Linked DNA regions of Homo sapiens: region 2 is linked to region 1. Evidence: chromatin loops called from intact Hi-C (ENCODE). Cell type or tissue: prostate gland. All regions are shown on one strand. Each heading gives the region's core, and the rest is flanking DNA. Links, peaks and the distances in the headings are about the cores only.

Region 1 (10,658 bases), core at 3,268-8,267:
TCCCAAAGTGCTGGGATTAAAGGCATGAGCCACCGTGCCCGGCCAGTTGTTAAATATTTTTATCTCCATATCTCGCTTGGTGTTCTAGTGAGTGACTGAATATGGTGGAACTGGGTAGATCAGCTTAGATGTTTATATGCAGGTTAGAATCATTGCTTTGATTTCTAACTGAACTAGTTACCTTACTTGAGTCTATACCACCTGGGTATCTCCAGCCTGTTTGACTGGCTTACATACATATGCCGTTTCCTAAGACTCAAGCTCACTTTAAAGAGAAAGCATGCATTTCCTTCTATTGATGCTGGAAACTTTTCAAGCAGTTCTGAGGCATGGTCTTCAAGACACAAAAGATCATTGTTACATGTGCTCCTTTGCTGAGACACTAGCCCATGGCAATTGAGTTGTTTTTAGCTCAACTTCAGTGCTAGCAGACAAAACTATGCTTAAGACAGGATTATTGAAACCTGGACCTTCCACAATTTAATAATATTGGTAATGTTGATGAATTCAACTCCTGCTTATATCATCTGTTTTTGTAAATAAAGTTTTGTTGGAACACAGCCAGGTCCAGCCTTTTCTGTACTGTCTATGGCTGCTTTTGAGCTGTAAGTGTGTGACTGAGCAGCTGAAACAGAGACTGTACGGCCCACAAAACTGAAAGTATTTGCCATCCTGCCCTTAACAGAAACATTTGCTGACACCTCAATTATAGGATAAGCAAAGCCCCCAACCCTAGAATTTAAGGTGTGTGGAACCATAACACACACACACACACACACACACACACACACACACACGTATTTTTTTTTTTCAGGAAACAGCTTATTTGCCTTTTTTTTGCAAAATGCTTCTGAGAAATTAGCCTTGTTAATGTGTAACTTTTTTGATGCCATGCTATTGAGATAGCAGCATTGGATACTAACTACATACCTCACAGATTTTACTCTTTTGAAGGAGTTTCAGTTTCCGTGGGCTGGATTCGTAAGTGAACTGATCTGATGAGAACTCTAAGTTATTGCTAAGGCATTTTTTATTCTGTTAAATATGATCCTGTGGAGCCTGAGGTCCTAGCTTTCTTTACACTTGAGCTGTGAGGAGAGATGTGACAACATTTCAGAGACATGTAAGCTCTTGGAGACATATTTATAACCTTCCTCCACCTTTGTTCTGTGTTTATAGTGGACAGAGGTTTAGGGCTGGTAGGTTGTGCCTGCAGGAGTGCTGAACTTGAACTTAGAGAAAGCTGGGGTCAGTCAAAGAAAGTCTAAGGTCAGAGGAAATGAAGGTTAATGAGGCCGGGTTCCTGCCCTCTAGGGGCTTACATGCTATTGGGAGTGACTGATTCTTTTCCTAAAAGAGTGATAAATGCCCTCAATAAGACATGCACGTGGAATATGAGAACATGGTGTGGAGGAGGAGAGTGGAGATGGGGCCATTCACACGGGGAGCCACAGCCAAGGCTTACATGAGCTTATGTGCAATGTCATAGAACTACAAAAGCTGAGAACAAGCGAGTGTCAGGGTGGCAAGTGGACAACATGGAGGGAACATGGGGCATTTGGCCTTTGGCATTTTCTCAGGGGCTCAGAATTGGTTTGCACGGATGGGTCAGTTTCACTTTAAAGGGTTTAAAGGTGAGGAATAGAGCTACTCAGTAAATGTTTACAACAACCAAATACATTAAGGGGGAGATAAATAGGTTTTAGGACCAAGCAGGGCTACTTTTATGGGTTCAAAGGACCTATGATGACCAGTCCTAGCACATAATAATTTCTAAATAAACATTGGTTGATTTAATACATAAGCTCTTTGGTATTTGAAATGAACTACTGAAAAATTGGCATTTTTGACATGAGGCTTCATGTTTGCAGCCAAATGACTGGAAATTCTGTTTCTCCACATGTATCGACCATATGCTAGATACTGCGCTAAGGTCGGGGGAATGGAGGTGAACAGGGCTCATTTCCTGCCCTTTGGGGACTTACATGCTGTTGGGAATGACTGATACTTTCCTAAAAAGGTGATAAATGCCCCGAATAAAGCATGTACATGGAACACAAGCACATGGTGTGGAGGGACGCTTATTTGGAGGAGGAGAGTAGGGACAAGGCCTTCAGAAAGGACTCCTGGAGGAGGAGACCGCCTTATCCTGCTCTGCCTTTTGGTGCTATTGCCTGAATGTGTCCCTCCAAAAGTCATGTGTTGGAACCTAATACCCAATGTGGTAGTACGGTATTAAGAGGTGGGGCCTTTGGGGGAAATGATAAGGTCACAGGAGTTTTGGCCTCATGCTCTTACAAAAGAGGCTGAAGGGAGCTGCCTTGCATCTTGTGAGATGCTGCCATGTGAGAACGCAACAAGGAGGCCCATCTGTGAAGTGGAGAGCCAGCCCTGACCTGACGCTGAATCTGTTGGCTCCTTGATCTTGGACTTCCCAGCCTCAGGAAGTGCGATAAATCAATTTCTTATTAATTTAATTAATTTTATTCACTTTATTGTATTTAGAGACAGGGTCTTATTCTGTCACTCAGGCTGGAGTGCAGTGATCGTGGCTCACTGTGGCCTTGACCTCCTGGGGTAAAGTGATCCTCCCACCTCAGTCTCCTGAGTAGCTGGGGCCACAGGCACATGCCACCACACCTGGCTAACTTTTTAATTTTTTCATAGACATCAGGTCTCACTGTGTTGCATGGGTTTGTCTTGAATTCCTGGGCCCAAACAATGCTCTGCCTCGGCCTCCAAAGTGCTGGGATTACAGGTATGAGCCACCATGCCTGGCCAATTTCTATTATGTATAAAGTATTCAGTCTAGTTATTTTGTGATAGCAGCAGGAATGGGCTAAGACACTAGGGATGTCCTTTTCCTTAGAAAGGGAGGTATATGGGAAGCCTGCGTACAGGCCTCTGAGGATGGACCTTGGGACAGAAGCTCAGACAAGGGATGTTGGGGAAGCCTTTGCCCACCATAGTCTGACTTTACCTGCTGACAGTCTATCCCTAAGCTCAGTCCTTTCTGAAAGAGAAGAGAGCCCAACTGTGTAAGACAAGCAGCTTCCATTCTAAGAGCAAGACAGTGTAAGTTCTGTGGAATTGTGAAAAGCGAATGCAGCCCCGTCGGCAGTCAACCAGACAGACCACTGAAGCTGGGGTGCAGCCCACAACCCCTCCTTCCTCAGAACCTGGCCCAGCTTTCCATGATGGGTTCTGTTCCTTTCTTTCATAGAATCCTTCCCTTTTTCCCAAGAGATTTTATAATTAATAGAGATGAAGAAAGGCAGGAAATCTGTGATAGAGTACAAACTTCCACACAGGCCAGATTAAACACACACACACGCACATACACACACAGCAGCCCACAAAGTAACTCAGTCTGGTGGGAAGAGATCAAAGGGCAGCCATATGACTGGGCTGGCAAAGGGCTCCTTTCCCAGGCAGTCCACATCCTGCCCCTTAGTAGATGAGACAAGTCAAAGGAGGAAGTGTGCAGTACAGTGAGTGAGTGCAGTTCTCAGGGATATGGTCTTAGTTCAAGGGCTCCAGGAGTGTGCTGTGAGCATGGGAATGATAAGCTCACATCTGCTTGTATTCATAAACAGCTCCAGGAGGTGCGGTTTTAAATTACCACCCTACCACTGCTAAACCTCCTCTGTAATCCTATAAAGATGTCAGGTACAGATAGACCTTGGAAGGGCAGAGCCCTATCTGACAACCCTGTATCAAATAGCTGGAGAGCCTGAGGATTGGGTTGCAACAGGAATACCCTAATCTTGATTTCATTGTTTTTCCTCTCCCTAAAAGGGTGGGATTGGATTTGGAGGTGGGAGGAGAATCTGCAATGGAGTTACCGACACCATGTAAGGAAAACCTTGGAGGCTGCTATTCCCATTTGGAGGGATCAGCAAAAAGGCCAGCAGACAAGCCTGCCACTATTCGTAATCCTTCTTGCTTCTGCTGGCGAATCCTTCCAAGGCAGGCAGGCAGGCAGCAGCAGCTGGGGTGGAGGGACTGCTGTCCTGATGAAGGGGAGCTGAGTGCTGGCTTTGCTGTGCTCTGGAATTATTACCTGTAAGTGCAAGCAGCCAGGTGACTGCAGCTGTGATGGGGGGTGTGGAGACCCCGCCCATGCCAGCTGTCAGAGCCCCAAACAGCCAGGACAGCGCACGGGATTTATGCTTCCTCTCCGGCCTTTCAATGCTTCTGTAGATATACTTAGCAATTACAATGCTGGTTTGGGAATTTCCCTCGGATGAGACAGGACTTGTTTCCAAAATAACACCTTTCAAAGCATGCAGAGACTTTTAGAAATTAGATAATTGTGTGATATTTATAAAGTGAATTACGTTGTGCTAACAAAGTCTGGGCAGATGGTTCTGATGCTGAAGTAAATAACACCTTATGATTCATTAAGGTTGGGAAAAAAAGGATTTTTAAAAAGTTGCTACTTTACAGCTGAGTCTTTGCAAGAAACTTAGACAACTCACCAAGTAGGCAATACATTTTCAAGGTAAAATGTTAATGTCTGGGTGTGCGTGGCATGGTTAAGTTGTCCTGTTTCACTCATAACACTTAGTGAGCATTTAAAATATGCTTATCCCTGGATGCAGAGAGACACAAAGATGATACTTTATTGCTCTTGTCCTCCATGGATTCTCAGTCTAGTGAGGGAGACAGATGTATAAACAGATAATTGCAATACAGTGAGCTAAGTGCTAACAGAAGGATAGAAGAAATGCCATAATGGTGGGAGGGATATCAATTTACAGTGTGAATGGAGAAGAGAGAACAGCCTCACAGAGGAGTTACATTTGAGCAGTATGTGAAGGAAGAGGAAGGATTTTGAAAGGAGAGAAGGATGTTGCCTCTTTGTGGCTCCTCATTCACCAGCATCTTCATACCCCAGGGCCTTTGCACATTCGTATTCACCTTTGGTTCCTCTTTTTTACCAGCTCCTTCTTACCTAGGGCCCTCTGCCTGGAAAACTTCTTTCATCTCTCTTACCTGGTTCAATCCCTTAGAAGTTACATCCCATGTTAACTCTTTCAGGGAGGTCGGACTTCTCTAAGTCAACTCTATTATAAACGTTCACTCATCAAGTATCTCATCTTTAGAGCAGTTATCCCAGCTGCACTTTTACATTATTGGCATGACTATTTGAATGATATCTGTTTTTCCCACTAGGCAGAGCCTGTCTCTTTTTATTTGACTTTGTTTCTTGACTAAATAAACGTTCGTTGAATGAATTAGACGAAGGGCGTTCCAGGTGTGAAAACACATGGTATGTTCAGAGAACAGCAAGTATTATGTTGGATCTTGGTGTATGTGAATTAGGGGAGGCCGAAGATTAAGCCATTTAAGGAACTTTGAAGATCTAAACTTCTGTTTATATACTAGCTCAGCTAATATTTTTAAGTATTAAGAGGCATTTCAAAGATCTGCCTCTTCGTTATTATATTATCAGTATCAGATAGTTTAAGTCAAAGATGAAGTGTTAAAAATGTTTTTTAAAGTTTTTTTTGGCATATGGTTTTGGGGCTCAAATATATGTACTTTAAAAATGTGATTCAAGTATAACATACATATAGAAAAACGCACAGCACATAATTGTACGACTGGATGGATTATCACAAAGCAAACATATGTGTAACTCTCATGCAAGTCAAGGAATTGGGATACTTCCTAGAGCCTGAATTGTGAAATTCAGCACGTGTACTGCATCAGAAATGGAAGCGGATGAGCTAGAAGATTCTCTGCCAGCCTCTAAGAAAGTTTAAGCTTTGGCTGGGTGCGGTGGCTCACGCCTGTAATTCCAGCACCTTGGGAGGCCGAGGTGGGTGGATCAACTGAGGTCCGGAGTTTGAGACCAGCCTGACCAACATGGAGAAACTCCATCACTACTAAAAATACAAAGTTAGCCAGGCGTGGTGGTGCATGCCTGTAATCCCAGCTACTTGGGAGGCTGAGGCAGGAGAATCGCTTGAACCCAGGAGGTGGAGGTTGCGGTGAGCTGAGATCGTGCCATTGCACTCCAGCCTGGGAAACAAGAGTGAAACTCCATCTCAAAACAACAACAACAGCAACAACAACAAAAAACCCACCAAAAAACAAACAGCAACAACCAAAAAAAAAAAAAAAAACAAGGACAGTTTAAACTTTCTGAGGAATAGAGGAGAGGGATTCTCATATAAGGTAGCCCCCAGTTGCTTCCAGACTCACTCATGAGCTTAAGAAAGTGGTGTGAGAGAAATGCAAACCTCACTAGCCCCTCATCCATCCCCAGGCAGGGCTGGAGCCTGAAGGGTGGAGGGTGTGCTGTGTTGCAGAGAGACACAAGGGGGAATTTTTTCAGAGGAACATTGAATCCTTTCTCTGTCCTCACCAGGAACACTGCCTCATTGGTGTGGAGCCTGGGGGCTGAGATCTTGTCATCCCAGTATTGTGCAGGGGACATTGACGACTTAACCAGCTTCTAAGCAACTTTGGGGTTGCATATAAGACAATGGTGCTGAGTATAAGAATGTAAGACTTGGGACTGAACGCCTGCTCTGTCACCTATTAGCTGGGTGTCCTTTAGTCACTTTTAGTTAATTTCTCTGTGTCTCACTTTCCTTATTCATTACATGCGGATAATAATGTACCTCATGTGGTGGTTAGGATTTAATGCATTCGTGGATGTAAAGTACTTACAATATGACCTAGCAGAGAGTAAGCACTCGGTAAAAAAGAAAAGCTCTCTAGTTGAAAAAACCTTGTTTTTGCCTTATAGGAATGTGGTCGTCCCTAATGGGCTACCACAGTAATGAGGACTTTTGAGAGAGAGACTTTTTGGTATAATAAAATAATTTCCTACTGAAATGGACTGTGGGACTTTGCTTGTAAATGACTCCGCCCTAATGTATCTGCCGTATAGTATTTACAAGTTTGGGATTTCATGCTATTAATAGAACAAACCATAACATTTTTCCTTATTTAAAATCCAGTTTCTCCATTTTCTCGTAGCATGTGAGCAGGATAGGTAGAAGAAAACCACCAGATTTCCCTCAATATACTATTTTAAAATACTTATCAGGTCCAGATTACAGTGGCTTTTGCTGTAATCTCAGTGCTTCAGGAGGCGAACACAGGAGGATCGCTTGAGGCCAGGAGTTCCAGACCGCATGGACAATATAGTGAGAGCCCCATCTCTACAAAAAATTAAAAAATTAGCCAGTCATGGTGGCACATGTCTGTAGCCCTGGCTACTTAGGAGGCTAACGCAGGAGGATCGCTTGAGCCCAAGAGTTTGAGGCCACAGTAAGCTGATTGTACTACGGCATTCAGCCTGGGCTACAAAGACCCTGTCTCTGTAAACAAACAAACAGACCAAAAAAAAAAAAACAACAAAAACCCTTATTGTGTAGTTTTAATTGTAGCACTGAAATTTGAGGGAATTATTTAAAAATAGATCTTGACTTGCTACTCTTTGAATTGGTTGTTGTGGCATTGTTTTGCTAGCTGTTAAACTCCATAAATAGTTTATACATGATTACAACTTGATCACATTTGTCCTATAATTTCAAGGCTTCTATGATTTTCTGACTCTAGGCACCATTAAGCCTCTTCCCATGGTGATGACCAAGACTGGGGGTATGTGTGTATGTATAAGGATTGATGGTTCACAGTTCTAAGTCCCCACTCTGTGATAGGTGGTGCACAGAACATCTCAGTACCTGTGCTGTCTGTACTTGATCCTTGGCAATGTCGCTTTTTTTTTTTCCCCTGTCCCCCAGGCTGGAATGCAGTGGTGTGATCAGCTCACTGCAGCCTTGAACTCCTGGGCTCAAGCAGTCTTCCTGCCTCAGCCTCCCAAGTAGCTGGGATTACAAGTGCGTGCCACTATACCCAGCTAATTAATTTTTTTTTTTTTTTTAAGAAATAGAGCCTGTCTCATTTTGCCCAGGCTGGTCTTGAGCTCCTAGGCTCAAGTGATCTTCCTGCCTCAGCTTTCCAAAGCACTGGGGTTCTAGGTGTGAGCCACTGCACTTGCCCAAGCTCACTTTTTAAACAAGATAGGAGAGTCAATATTGTAACTTTGATAGAGGACAAAGGATGTATAAAAGGAACAACTGCCTTTGTAAATGATGCCAAGAACAGGATATGATTTTATAGACCAGGACTTTGTATATAAAAGTGACAGAGTCATGGATATGGATGGGATGCATCTCAGGAAAAAACAGGAAGCATGCATGTTGGAAGGGAATGTCACTTTAATCCTCAAGGTTATAAGCGCACATTTGTGTATATTTCGTGGGGAAGGGAGGCTGTGAGAAAACTGCAAGAGTGGGAAGGTAACAAGAATGATCTCTGGACAGCCGCCATAGGACATGTACAAAACTGCTAGAAGAAATGTCAAGGGGAAAGAGATGAGGTCACTGCAACCTCTGCCTCCTGGGTTCAAGCAATTCTCCTGCCTCAGCCTCCCAAGTAGCTGGGATTACAGGCATGCACCACCACACCCAGCTAATTTTGTATTTTTAGTAGAGACGGGGTTTCACCATGTTGGTCAGGCTGGTCTCGAACTCCTGACCTCAGGTGATCCACCCACCTCGGCCTCCCAAAGTGCTGGGATTACAGGCGTGAGCCACCTCACCCGGTCTGTGACTCAGATATTTAAGCCAAATGCAGGGCTTGGCTTTTAGAAAGGGAATTTGAAATTAATATAGAGAGGTAAATTTAATTGCTTAGAAAGCACTGATACCGAGGTACTCCTTCTTGGTAATGAAAGAGCCTATAGAAGGGTACACACATGTATGTATATATATATGTACAAATGTATGTAAGTACCTATTTTTCTACCATATCAGATACCATGTACAGAGATTTCAATTTATTATTTAGGTCTATTCTGAAAACAATCCTGAGTATTTAATATTATTAGCCCCACTTCAGAGATAAGGAAACTGAGACCAGGAAAGCTAAGTATCTTGGCAACGTGCTTAACACCATATAGACATCTAACAGTGGTAATGTGGATTAGACCTAAGGCTGTGTAACTTTAAACCCCAGATTCTGTCTGTTCTCTTACAGTGACTCTCATTTATGAGGAGGAATGCACCTACATTAAAAATACAACAACAGGCTGGGCGCGGTGGCTCACACCTATAATCCCAGCACTTTGGGAGGATGAGGCGGGCGGGTCATGAGGTCAGGAGATCGAGACCATCCTGGTTAAAACGGTGAAACCCCGCTCTACTAAAAATATAAAAAAATTAGCCGGGGTGGTGGCGGGCGCCTGTAGTCTCAGCTACTCGGGAGGCTGAGGCAGGAGAATGGCGTGAACCCGGGAGGCGGAGCTTGCAGTGAGCAGAGATCGCGCCACTGCACTCCAGCCAGGGCGACGGAGCAAGACTCCATCTCAAAAAAACAACAACAACAACAACATAAATCTGAAGGGAGAAGCACTGAGAACAGCATTTGGGGAGGAATAAAAGGGCAAGAGAAAGAAGTGATATTATAGTAGTCATGTCCCAGAAAACCAAGTCAGATGGAGTGGTTGTTGTCTGATGTTTTTTTTAAAGCTTGAATTACAAACTTAACATAGTAAAATGAGACTAAGGAGGTGAGACCTCCAATGTCCAGACCATTGCAATGAATCTCTTTTCTTGCTAAAAACAGCATGTAGTAAAACCTGGACTTGCTATTCAAACAGTTTTATCTCCCGAAGTTTAAGTAGATAACCCAGAAAGTAGAGCACAAAGTTTAATTTTAACAAAGAAAATTTAGAACTGGTTGGGAAGTGGCAGGAACCTGGGCAAAAGTAGCATTATTTCAAAAATCAGAATGAAAGGAAAGAAGAGTAGGCATAGGATGATGTAGACCTCAGATGCCGAATGACTAAGAGATTTTCTATTGAGTACCATTTCTCATCGGGTGTAGCTTTGCCTTCAGTGCTCTTTTGAGAAGTCTTTTGAGACCACGTCCAAACTGCATAGGTAAAGTTAGTTTCTATGGGTGTTTGAATAAAAAAATGGCTTTATGTGAGCTAATTCTGTTCTAAGCCATTAGAAGTGAGATTCAACCTAAAGAACCTAAAGAATACATTTGAGGGCCAGGTGCGGTGGGTCACGCCTGTAATCCCTGCACTTTGAGAGGCCGAGATGGGTGGATCACCTGAGGTCAGGAGTTCGAGACCAGCCTGGCCAACATGATAAAACCCCGCTCTACTAAAAATACAAAAAATTAGCCGGATGTGGTGGCAGGCGCCTGTAATCCCAGCTACTTGGGAGGCTGAGGCAGGAGAATTGCTTGAACCTGGGAGGCGGAGGTTGCAGGGCGCCGAGATCGTGCCACTGCACTCCAGCCTGGGCGACAGAGCGAGACTCCGTCTCAAAAAAAAAAAAAAAAAAAAAAAAATATATATATATATATATATATATATATATGAAATATATTGAGCTTTTTAGCTGAAATGTTGAGGTATTTTTTTTTTCTTTATCACAAGCCAGAGCTTTCCCATCCGATGCTTATGTCATTCATTTTTTTTTGATACTGGGTCTCACTCTGTTGCCCAGGCTGAAGTGTAGTAGTGTGATCATATCTCACTGCCACCTAAAACTCCTGGGCTCAAGCAGTTCTCCCTGCTCAGCCTCTTGAGTAGCTGGGACTACAGCATGTGGCAACAT
Region 2 (10,658 bases), core at 3,479-8,478, 120 kb before region 1:
TGACAGCTATTGGGACAACCAGATATAATTAACTCTGATGTTTTAGAATTCCTTTTCCATTCTTTGATTGGTTCGCTTGCGTTTTGATCCTTAATGATGTGTGCTCAGTGAATTACACTAGAAGAGAAATGTCTGTGTTTATATTCAATGTTACCAGATTATTCTTTTTGTCGAGGGCCAGGGCATTTTCACCTCATGGAAAGATGGATTGGTAAGGAACAGGCTGTACTCTGCTAAGTATGTTTTCAGTAACAGCTAGTAACATCACAAATTCAGGGTCAGAATAAACTATCACAGACTAGACAAGTATTTGTGATGTTAGGAAATGGAGTAGAGTATGCAGATGGACTCATAAGATAATTAGTAAGTGAAAATGAACTTATATCAGTCTTGAAGCAAACTCACTACCTCCTTATCTGTGTGTAGTTTTTTGCATGTGATATTCCTGACTTGGGGAATAGTTGGAAATTTACCAGATTTTCATATTGTTACTTCCTTCTAATCTCTTTATTTCTATAAATTTGGAGATGATATAAAAATATGGCCTATTACTAAGAAATCAAAAGTTATGTATTGTGCCTTTCTAGTCACTTGCTCTTTGTGTCTTCTGGGTAAGTCATTTAAATTTCCTGAACCTCAGTTTTTCTCATCTGTAAAGGGGATATGCCTACTTAGTAAATTGCTATGGGATCAAATGAGATAAATGTATGTGGAAATGCCTTTGACACTCGGAAGTTCTTTATAAATAGAATTCTGTTATGCACAGAGAATGAAAGGGCAGTCTAGAGTAAGTGAAGAACATACCTGCTGCCTTTTCAAAGTCTAACCACTTACCCCCCAAATAGGTACTTGCAAAGGAATGTTTCCTCTTCCAGGCATGCACGCCTCATATCAGTCTTCCTTTACTCATCTTATCACTGCTTCTATTATTTTGGAACCTTAGGACATTAGGTGACAGACACTGTTTTATGGAGCATACTGAAGAACTGTTTGAAAAGTATCGGCTAGGCATGGTGGCTCACGCCTGTCATCCCAGCACTTTGGGAGGCTGAGGCGGGTGGATCACTTGAGGTCAGGAGTTTGAGACCAGCCTGGACAATGTGGTGAAACCCCATCTCTACTAAAAATACAAAAATTAGCTGGGTGTGGTGGCGGGCGCCTGTAATCCCAGCTACTTGTGGGGCTGAGCCAGGAGAATTGCTTGAGCCCAGGAAGTGGAGGTTGTGGTGATCCAAGATCGTGCCACTGCACTCCAACCTGGGCAAAAGAGCAAGACTCTGTCTCAAAAAGAAAAAGAAAAGAAAAGGAAAATTATTGTGGGCTCAAATAAGACTGGGTCAGTTAGTAGAAGCAAATAGAACTCCCCTCTCCTCCCTTCCCCTCCCCTCTCCTTTCTCTTTCCTTCCCTCTCCTTCCCCTGTCCTTTCTCTCTCCTTTCCCTCTCCTCTTCCTTCTTTTTTATTGAGACAGGGTCTTGCTCTGTTACCCAGGCTGTAGTGCAGGGATGTGATCTCTGCTCACTGCAGCCTTGACCTCCCAGGCTCAAGTGATCATCCCACCTCAGCCTCCTGAGTAGCTGGGCCCACAGGTGCATACCACCATGCCCAACTAATTTTTTAAAATTATTTGTAGAGACAGGATCTTGCCGTGTTGCTCAGACTGGTCTCAAACTCCTGGGCTTAAGCAGTCCTCCTGCCTTGGCCTCTCAAAGTGGTGGGATTATAGGTGTGAGCCACGGTGCCCACTCCCTTTTTTCTTTTATGTTTTTTCTGTTTTCCTCTTCCCCCACTTTTTTGAGCATATATACTAAAATTTTGCATATCAGCCCAGATTTTGAGATCAAATTGTGGGTACAAGAATTTGGATCCATTTTATCCAAAAAATGATATTTTACATTTTATTTTCAAGATAGATGAGCTGGTTTATAAACATGTATCTAATCTATTTTTTTTTTTTGGCCTTTGAAGCTTAAGAAGTTGAATAAATATCACTATGCTTATTCTGACCTTGCACCCATTATGTTTGTTGGAATCAGGTCCTCCTGCAGTTTTATTTTCATTTTTACACCTTTTTGATCATCACCACACTGCGAGTTAGTTTAGGACGGTGATTTGAAGCAATTGCTTCTGTTGAGTTTACTTGATGATCTTCCTTGCAGACACGTCCACTTACTTATCATGTAAAAATTATTTACCTATCATACATAACGACACAATCCTTGCCATAAGTGCATGCTAAGTAAGAGATTAGCATGCTGGCATTTAGAAAGGTTCCTCCCCCTTGTTCCTTTAAATGTATTTTGTTGTTCTGTGTGGCATCAAATTTATACTTGTCCTTTTCTTTTAAAGACAAGTTGTGGGAAGGAAAAGACAAGATCATAACATTAAGATTGAATGTGTTTCTCAATCTTCGCATCCTTAACTAGTTTCTTTGATGTATTCGAGTTTGCTATAAAATGTGAGGGGAGGAAGAAAGGCAACCAGTGATAATCAAAGGGGAAGAAAGATCAGGGTAGGACTCGGTGACATTTGAGGGTAAGTTTGGGAGCTGTTGCAAGAGTTATTGCTGCCTGTGACTATTTGGCCTGGCTACATGTCAGAGCCATTAACTTCAGAATAACAGAGGCTTTAAGAGAATGTACTCTTTTAGAAAACTCCTCATTAATTTAATTTATGGAAGGGGAGGGGAGTTGAGGAGCAGGGAGCGGGAAGCATGCGGTTTCACCGGTGCCTAGAGTTTAAGTTAAAAAAGAAACAAAAAAAGTACAAAAGCTGAGAATGCTGGATTATATGAAAGATTTAAAAAAATCCCCTGCTCTGTCTCTGGTGGCCTCAGAGCCTGTCCTGCTTGAGAAGGAATTGCCTCCTCAGTGATGGCTTTTGGAGCTCAACCCCTAACATGGATCCCAGCTGGGAAATCTTCAGCTCTAATTAAGCTTGGCTTGTTTTGATTCTCTTCCAGCCTTGTGGTTGAATAGCTTTGTGTATGCAGCCTTTTGCTAACAAGTTTTCCCACAGTCAGGAAAACCTTCGTCTTCAGTGTCAATCATTACCTGGAAGTCTTTGGCTGCCATCTCACAGGAAGTGGCTAACTTGTCTACATGACTCTCCCTCTTGCCCCCTGGCCTCCCCCAACAGATTTCACCATATTTTGGGAGTGGAAGGAATACAGCTATCGTTACTCATAGAAGAACGGGAAAAGACAGTGTTGTCTGGGTCCATGGAGCCACAAGAACACACCAGGATTGATCATTCCTCTTTCTCTTAATTGTCTTTTGCCTTGCCCTCCCCTGCTAGGATAGAAGAGGTAGGATAAGATGGATGGGGATGGAATTTATTAAATAAATTATTCAAAAATACTTGTTAAACCTATCTACTGTTTGCCATATGCTAAGACCCAAAGGAGGGAAGAGTGTCATCATGCCAAGTCATGGGATGGCAGTGATGGTATTGCTATGGTGCTGTGTATACAAGACCATGAGAGCAAGAGGAAGGAGCCCAGTGTGTGGCCTGGGAGGGTCAAGGGAAACTGGATTCAGGAAATGCCATTTTGGCTAAGAACTATAGAGTCAATACACATTTGCAAGGTTTTAAAGTGAAAATGGAGGCCAGGCATGGTGGCTCACGCTTGTAGTCCCAGCAATTTTTGAGGCCGAGGCGGGCGGATCACCTGAGGTCAGGAGTTCGAGACCAGCCTGGCCAACATAGTGAAACCCTGTCTCTACTAAAAATACAAAAATTAGCCGGACGTGGTGGCACGCATCTGTAATCCCAGCTACTCAGTAGGCTGAGGCAGGAGAATCACTTGGACCCAGGAGGTGGAGGTTGCAGTGAGCCGAGATTGCACCACTGCCTGGGCGACAGAGCGAGACTCTGTCTTAAAAAAACACACACACACAAAAAACTAAAATTGTTCATATGATTGGGCTGGATGCTAGATTGTTTGGGAGATGAAGTTGTACGCTCTGGGGGTGTTTTGGAAACTCATGCAATACTTTCTTTGGTCACAGTGATTGGAAGGCGCTTCTGGCATTGAATGAGCAAAGCCCAGGCAGCAGGTACGATGCAATGTACAAGATAGTTCTGCACATGAAGAATTGTCCTGTGTTTAACACGATTATTCTCAAGCGTCTCAACAGATATTTATGTAAAGTTAATTACAGAACCTGTCTATAAGAGTTTGAGCTAGAACCTAACTTTGTTTTACATATAGGTACAAAGTATTTGTTGCCAGGCTTAATGCACACTGAATTTTCCAGGAATAAAACTACTTTGTCAGTTGGGGAAAGATTGCGCATCGTTTTATGTGGACCTTTACTAAATACTGTTCACAATTTAGAGAAATTGTGTCAGCCATGGCCACACCACTTTGGAAATTTGAATGATCGATAAAACATACTGTGTGGATCTGTGTTTGGAGCTGTATTCACGGTGATTCCATGCACACAGCTACTTCATGGTGTCTTCTGTTGGCAGTTTTGTGCCAATATGTAAAAACAAAAGTTATGTTATTATCAATTCCATTCCCCCCTTTTTCTTCTATACTTAAGATATTATACTGATTTACTTTTAAAAATTATTACGCAGGTAGGTTATATACTACTTACGATTTTTATTTCAAGACAGAAAAGTGTGTTATAAAAAGGGACTTGGGATTGATAGGCTTGAAAACCCCTGCCTAGATCTCGAAGTACCTTGTATACTATTAAAAGGAGCTATGTATTTTATAGTCCTTGAAGTATACCCTTCAAACTATCTACATAAGAGTCACCTGGTGAGCATTTTCAAACTTCAGGGTCCTGGGCCCATTTTAGAACTACTGAATTCCTTGTGGGAGACTTGAATCTATCTTATGTCACCCTCTCCCCAACCTACACGTGACTTTTTTTTTTTTCTTTCTTTCTTTTTTTTTTTTTTGAGACGGAGTCTTGCTCTGTTGCCCAGGCTGGAGTGCAGTTGCATGATCTCGGCTCACTACAGCCTCTGCCTCCCGGGTCAAGCAATTCTCCTGCCTCAGCCTCCCAAGTAGCTGGGATTACAGGTGCCCGCCACTACGCCCAGCTAATTTTTTGTATTTTTAGTAGAGAGGGGGTTTCACCATGTTGGCTAGGCAGGTCTCAAACTCATGACCTCAGGTGATCTGCCCACCTCGGCCTCCCAAAGTGCTGGGATTACAGGTGTGAGCCACCATGCCTGGCCCCCAACCTACACAGGACTCTTATCCCTCTAACATTTGAGAATGCACTGCTATAGAATTTCTCTAAATTTAAGAATTTAGAGAAATGGAGGGATATAAACAGGTTTTAAGGTTAAAAATAATACTCTGGGTTGGGCATGGTGACTTACACTTGTAATCCCAGCACTTTGGGAGGCCAGGACAGGTAGATCACCTGAGGTCAGGAGTTCAAGACCAGCCTGGCCAACATAGTGAAACCCCGTCTCTACTAAAAATACAAAGATTAGCCAGGTGTGGTGGTGCGCATCCATAATCCCAGCTACTTGGGAGGCTGAGGCAGGAGAATTGCTGGAACCTGGGAGGCAGAAATTGCAGTGAGCCCAGATCGATCCACTGCACTCCAGCCTGGGTGACATAGTGAGACCCTGTATCAAAAAAACAAACAAACCCCAAAAAACAAAACTCTAATAGGACTTCAATGGTAGATGGAAGGAGCTTCAGACTCACAGTTGAGAACCGGTGAAGTTTCTATTGTAATGTTCTAGTTGAAAAATTTTGATGAAATACAGCATGGTATGTGGTAGACATGGGTGAGAGAAGTTATTATGAAGTAAAATGATACAATGTAGTGATAGCATTGGCAGAATAAAAGAGAATAAAGCTAGATTAAAGATAACAAAGGATGGTTTTTGCTAGGTAAATGGTGTTATCATTTATCAAGTTGGGGATTTCATTGGGGTGGGTGGCTAGTCTGTGGTTTCTGGTTTGGGCATGCTGACATTTAGTTTCCTGTCATACCTGTCAGTGGAGATTGGGTATATACAGATATGATTTAGTTTAGGAGAACCATCTCCTAGAGATAAGCATTAGGGAATCATTCACATATGGATGGTAGTTGAAGCCATTCAAATGGTAGAGATTTTGCCCAGGGAGTACACAGAATGTCCACATACAGGATGATATATATGTGGGCTTCTTCTCCTTGTTTCTAAGTGAATTTTACTCCCATAATATTCAGGACTCCTTTTAGATATGATAGTTTTAATTATTGAAGATAATGTAGTTCCGTTGTAGCTCCATATCTTTGCTGAATAAGCTTAATTGGGATGTGGTGTGGGAAACCCATACACTTTCAGACATATAGCATGCCACTTGTTTTTTTTTGTTTGGAGACAGAGTCTTGCTCAGTCGCTCAGGCTGGAGTGCAGTGGCATGATCTTGGCTCACTGCAGCCTCCACCTCCAGGGTTCAAGCTATTCTCCCTGTCTCAGCCTCCTGAGTAGCTGGGATTACAGGCGTCCACCACCACCCGGCTAATTTTTGTATTTTTTTAGTAGAGACGGGGTTTCACCATGTTGGCCAGGCTGGTCTTGAACTCCTGACCTCAGGTGATCTGCCCACCTTGACCTCTCAAGGTGTTGGAATTACAGTTGTGAGCCATGGCACCTGGCCAACATCCCTCTTGTTGTTTAGTCCAGCCTCGGGACAAAGGATGTGCCTGGAAAAGACTAATGATATAGTTTATGATACGGTTAAAAAAAAAGGTTATAGTGAAAACAGCTGCCAGTCTACAAAATTAGTGTGGTTTATAGAACTTGCATCTTACAGATCTATTGATTATTAAGACCCCAAACCAATTGGTTTTTACTTGCCTCTGCATTTTTTTCCTTAAAGAATACACATACCCTAGTCTTTGAAGTGTATAATTTATTTGGGTTGGGGTATCTTCTCTAAGGAGATTCTAGCTTCGTTGTCTGATAGTCATTTTCCGTGCAGTTCCTTCCTTTCCAGGCATTCACATTTAAATTGACAAAGACAGGTAAAATTTAACACAAATAGACTGATGTCTTTGTTTAGCCATTGACCTCTGAGTGTCAAATATCACAGGTTCTTTCTGTTTTTGTCTTTCTCTTTCTTTCATTATGACAAGTGGCACTATCAAGTTTTTCCTTACATGAACGCTTCCTATTTCTCTCCTTCCTCTGATAATTTAGAAACAAGTTTGGCAAGTGCTTTTTCGAACTTTCCGTCGTCAATACTGAATGCCTTTAGTTAGAAGTCTATGATTCCAGTCTTCCCTATGGTTTTCACTCTTGGCGATTTCACTTTAATGGTTTAAAATCACAAAGTTCTGGGCTCTGGGGACTGACTTCATAGGGGAGAGTCTACGTATTTAAAAGCATTTTTGCAGTGCCAGCTGTGGCTAATGTTGTGTCAGCATTTCCATCATCATAATTCCCAACATTCGAGGGTTTATAACGAGACTGTTAAATTTCACCACAAAATGAAGCTTGGTATGCAAGAATTGAGCCTGAAGCAAACTTTTTCATTTTAAAAAAAATGTAGTTTGTCTATAAAGCCACTAATAAAGAAGCAAAGCTAGTGATTATTGTTGTTACACTACCCAAACTGCTTGGTTTACTTAATACTTCAGGGACATTAGACTGTAATGTAAGGCAATCACTCCAGGAGTCTGCAGAAAAAACAGAGTATGAATGTGGGTGATATTTAATTTCGGAGGGTGTCTGAACATTAGAAAACATTTTCTTCTCAATTTTAGGATAATTTTCTAGCCTTGTTTATCTAAATGTCCTGTGGGGAAGCAAAAATGTTTGGGGCCCATGATAATGAACTCAGTATAAATATGCAAATGCTTAAAACCTCAAGCAGGTCCCTTTCCTCCAACCTCAGAGCAAGAGAAATGACAGGCATGTCGATGAGGGTGCAGTACAGCATGGGACTGGCCATTGAGCTGCTACAATCTTCATTTAAAAATGTTCTTTCATTCCCATGAAATGTTGATCCTTAAGGACCACTGTAGGGAGAGCAGATACCTAGAGAATTTTTTTTTCCTTGCGGTAATGATGATTGATTTCTGCAGATACCTCCCCATTCTCTGGCTCCGACCTCCCTTGTGACTGGCAGGAAGCATATGCAAGATGCTAATTTGAGTTAAGCACAAAATCTATGGCCTTGCAACAGAAACAGCATGATTCACATATGGATGAACCCATGGCTCTGGCCTCTTTAGTGCTCCATACTTAAATCACCCAAATGACTTAGCCCGCAGGTTAATGGAATGAAAGCTAAAGATAACCTTGTGAGGGTCAAGTCGGCCAGCCTTGTCTTCCCTTTACAGTGTTCAGAGATATTCATTCTATTGTTCTTCCTCTTTTTACCTCATATTGGCTCTTTTAGCCATATTCTCTCCATTTTCATCACCTCTTCTGGGTGTATTTTCTTTTTCTTTCTTTTTTTTTTTCTTTTTTTTGAGATGGGGTCTCACTCTGTCACCCAGGCTGGAGTGCAGTGGTGTGATATCAGTTCACGGCAGCCTACGCCTCCAGGACTCAAGTAATCCTCCCACTTCAGCGTCCCGACTAGCTGAGACCACCACAGGTGAGCGCCACCACTGCCGGCTAATTTTTTGTATTTTGGTAGAGAGGGTTTTACCATGTTGCCCACCCTGGTCTTGAACTCCTGAGCTCAAGTGATCTGCCCACCTCGGCCTCCCAAAGTGCTGGGATTACAGGCGTGTGCCGCCGCGCCTAGCCTTCTGGGTGTATTTTCTTCTTTCCCTTCTTCCTTACTCCAAATAGTCCAGACTGAGGAACTGTTTGTAGAGAGTCTGCTAGGTACTAAGTGAAAAGCTCGGCTTTCACATACATGCACTACAACATTTGAGCGGATGGGTGCAGATTGATAGATAATGAAGTAATATATAATTTGTATATACATATGTGTGTGCATACATACACATATATAATATATATACCTGTATGTATATACATTTATAATCTGACTGCAGACACCCTCAGCAACTCAGTAACAAACAGTTATGCTGTTTAGGTTACAGAGTTGCAAAAAACTGTAATGAGTTAGAAAAAGGTGTTCCTTTTGGCCTCAGGGTGTGTGGTTTGGCAAGCAGGTGAGGGCTGGCTGTGTGTCCCTACTCCCGCCCTGGGTTGGGCATGATTGTGTAGGGGACATCTTGCACAGCCTTATGAGCAGCCCTGAGAATGTCATTGATTGGCATTAATATTTCTTTCAATGTGTCAGTTTTTCTTTTGTTATTCAAAACCGTCACAAATACTTAATGGATAATGAAGTATTGTTAATATAATGTAAGCTTCTTTTATTTTATCTTAATTTACTTTATTTTTGAGACAAGGTCTCTGTTGTCCAGGCTGGAATGTAGTGGTGCCATCATAGCTCACTGCAGCCTCCAACTCCTGGGCTCAAGTGTTCCTCCTGCCTCAGCCTCCTGAGTAGATGGGACTACAGGTGTGCATCACCATGCCTAGCTAATTATTTATTTATTTTTAATTTTTTATAGAGACAGGGTCTTGCTATGTTGCCCAGGTGGATCTAGAGCTCTTGGCCTTAAGCGATCCTCCTACCTTGGCCTCCCAAAGTGCTGGAATTACAGGCATAAACCAAAGCACCTAGCTTCTTTCACTTTATACTTGAGAATGTATTAATATCTGAATTTTTAGACTATTAGAAGAGGCAAATGGTTAGAGGAATTGTTTGTGCAGACAACTGGCTGTTCGTATTACAGTGTGATGATTTGTGGGCAAACATTAGCCAGGCCTCTGAGTGTAACCTAGGATTATTTTTCTCCCCCTCAGTAATTCGGAAGATAACTTTCAAACACAGATATCTTTTTGGTACTGAACAATTAAGTTGTATGAATGCCATGACTAGGTCTTTTAGATTCCTACAGTTTGATGGTTGTTAGTTGAGATTATATGCGTGGATAAATAAGTATTTTAGTAATTATTTTATGTTTTTATGAAATTCACATCCTAGGCTGGGCGCTGTGGCTCAGGCTTGTAATCCCAGCACTTTGGGAGGCCGAGGTGAGTGGATCACCTGAGTTTAGGAGTTTGAGACCAGCCTGGCCAACATGGTGAAACGCCTTCTCTATTAAAAACACAAAAATTAGCCAGGTGTGGTGGCATGCACTTGTAATCCCAGCTACTTGGGAGGCTGAGAGAGGAGAATCGCTTGAACCCGGGAGGCGGAGGTTGCAGTGAGCAAGATCACACCATTGCACTCCAGCCTGGGTGACAAGAGTGAAACTCTGTCTCCAAAAAAAAAAGAAAAAAAAAAAGAAAGAAATTAATATCCTAGTCTTTTCTCCAAATTTAGTGGCTTAACTATAATTAGAGAAAATGTTAGAACCAAAGAGCCCAGATAACAGGGAAACCAGGCTGGCTTTAGGACATTAAATTTATGGACCACTGTATGCATGTTAGGAAATCAGTGGGCTTTTTAACCTGCCTTCACCATGCTGGTCAAAGGACTCACTTTTTTTTTTTTAACCATTTTATTGAGAAAAAAATGTTTTATGTATTTCATGTAGAACTTGATGAATTCGGGGAGAAGTGTATAGCCTTGACAATCAAGGCATAAACTTAACACTTTCAGAAGTTTCCTCTGCTGCTTTTATTGATTTAGTTTTAAATTTCTTTTTGTTT

The links. Hi-C counts contacts between places; a loop is a spot of excess contacts. Peaks named below come from ENCODE experiments on the same cell type or tissue, not always from the same donor. Only the 100,000 strongest peaks of a DNase experiment are listed, where the experiment ranks them.
Region 2: a loop joins it to region 1, with 1.8 times the contacts of the local background. A loop is called at or near these places in 1 of 110 quality-filtered maps.

Annotation. Positions count from the first base shown.
Region 1 is chr6:21,950,510-21,961,167 of GRCh38, forward strand. The region is part of intron 5 of CASC15 (cancer susceptibility 15); the gene reads left to right. Among named protein-coding and RNA genes, the nearest start is that of NBAT1, 190 kb to the right of the region's middle. In prostate gland, for the core only: no CTCF peak of the experiment used is centred there; DNase peaks (open chromatin) are centred at 3,902, 5,222 and 8,012; H3K27ac peaks cover 2,285 bases.
Region 2 is chr6:21,829,096-21,839,753 of GRCh38, forward strand. The region is part of intron 4 of CASC15 (cancer susceptibility 15); the gene reads left to right. Among named protein-coding and RNA genes, the nearest start is that of CASC15, 170 kb to the left of the region's middle. In prostate gland, for the core only: no CTCF peak of the experiment used is centred there; no DNase peak of the experiment used is centred there.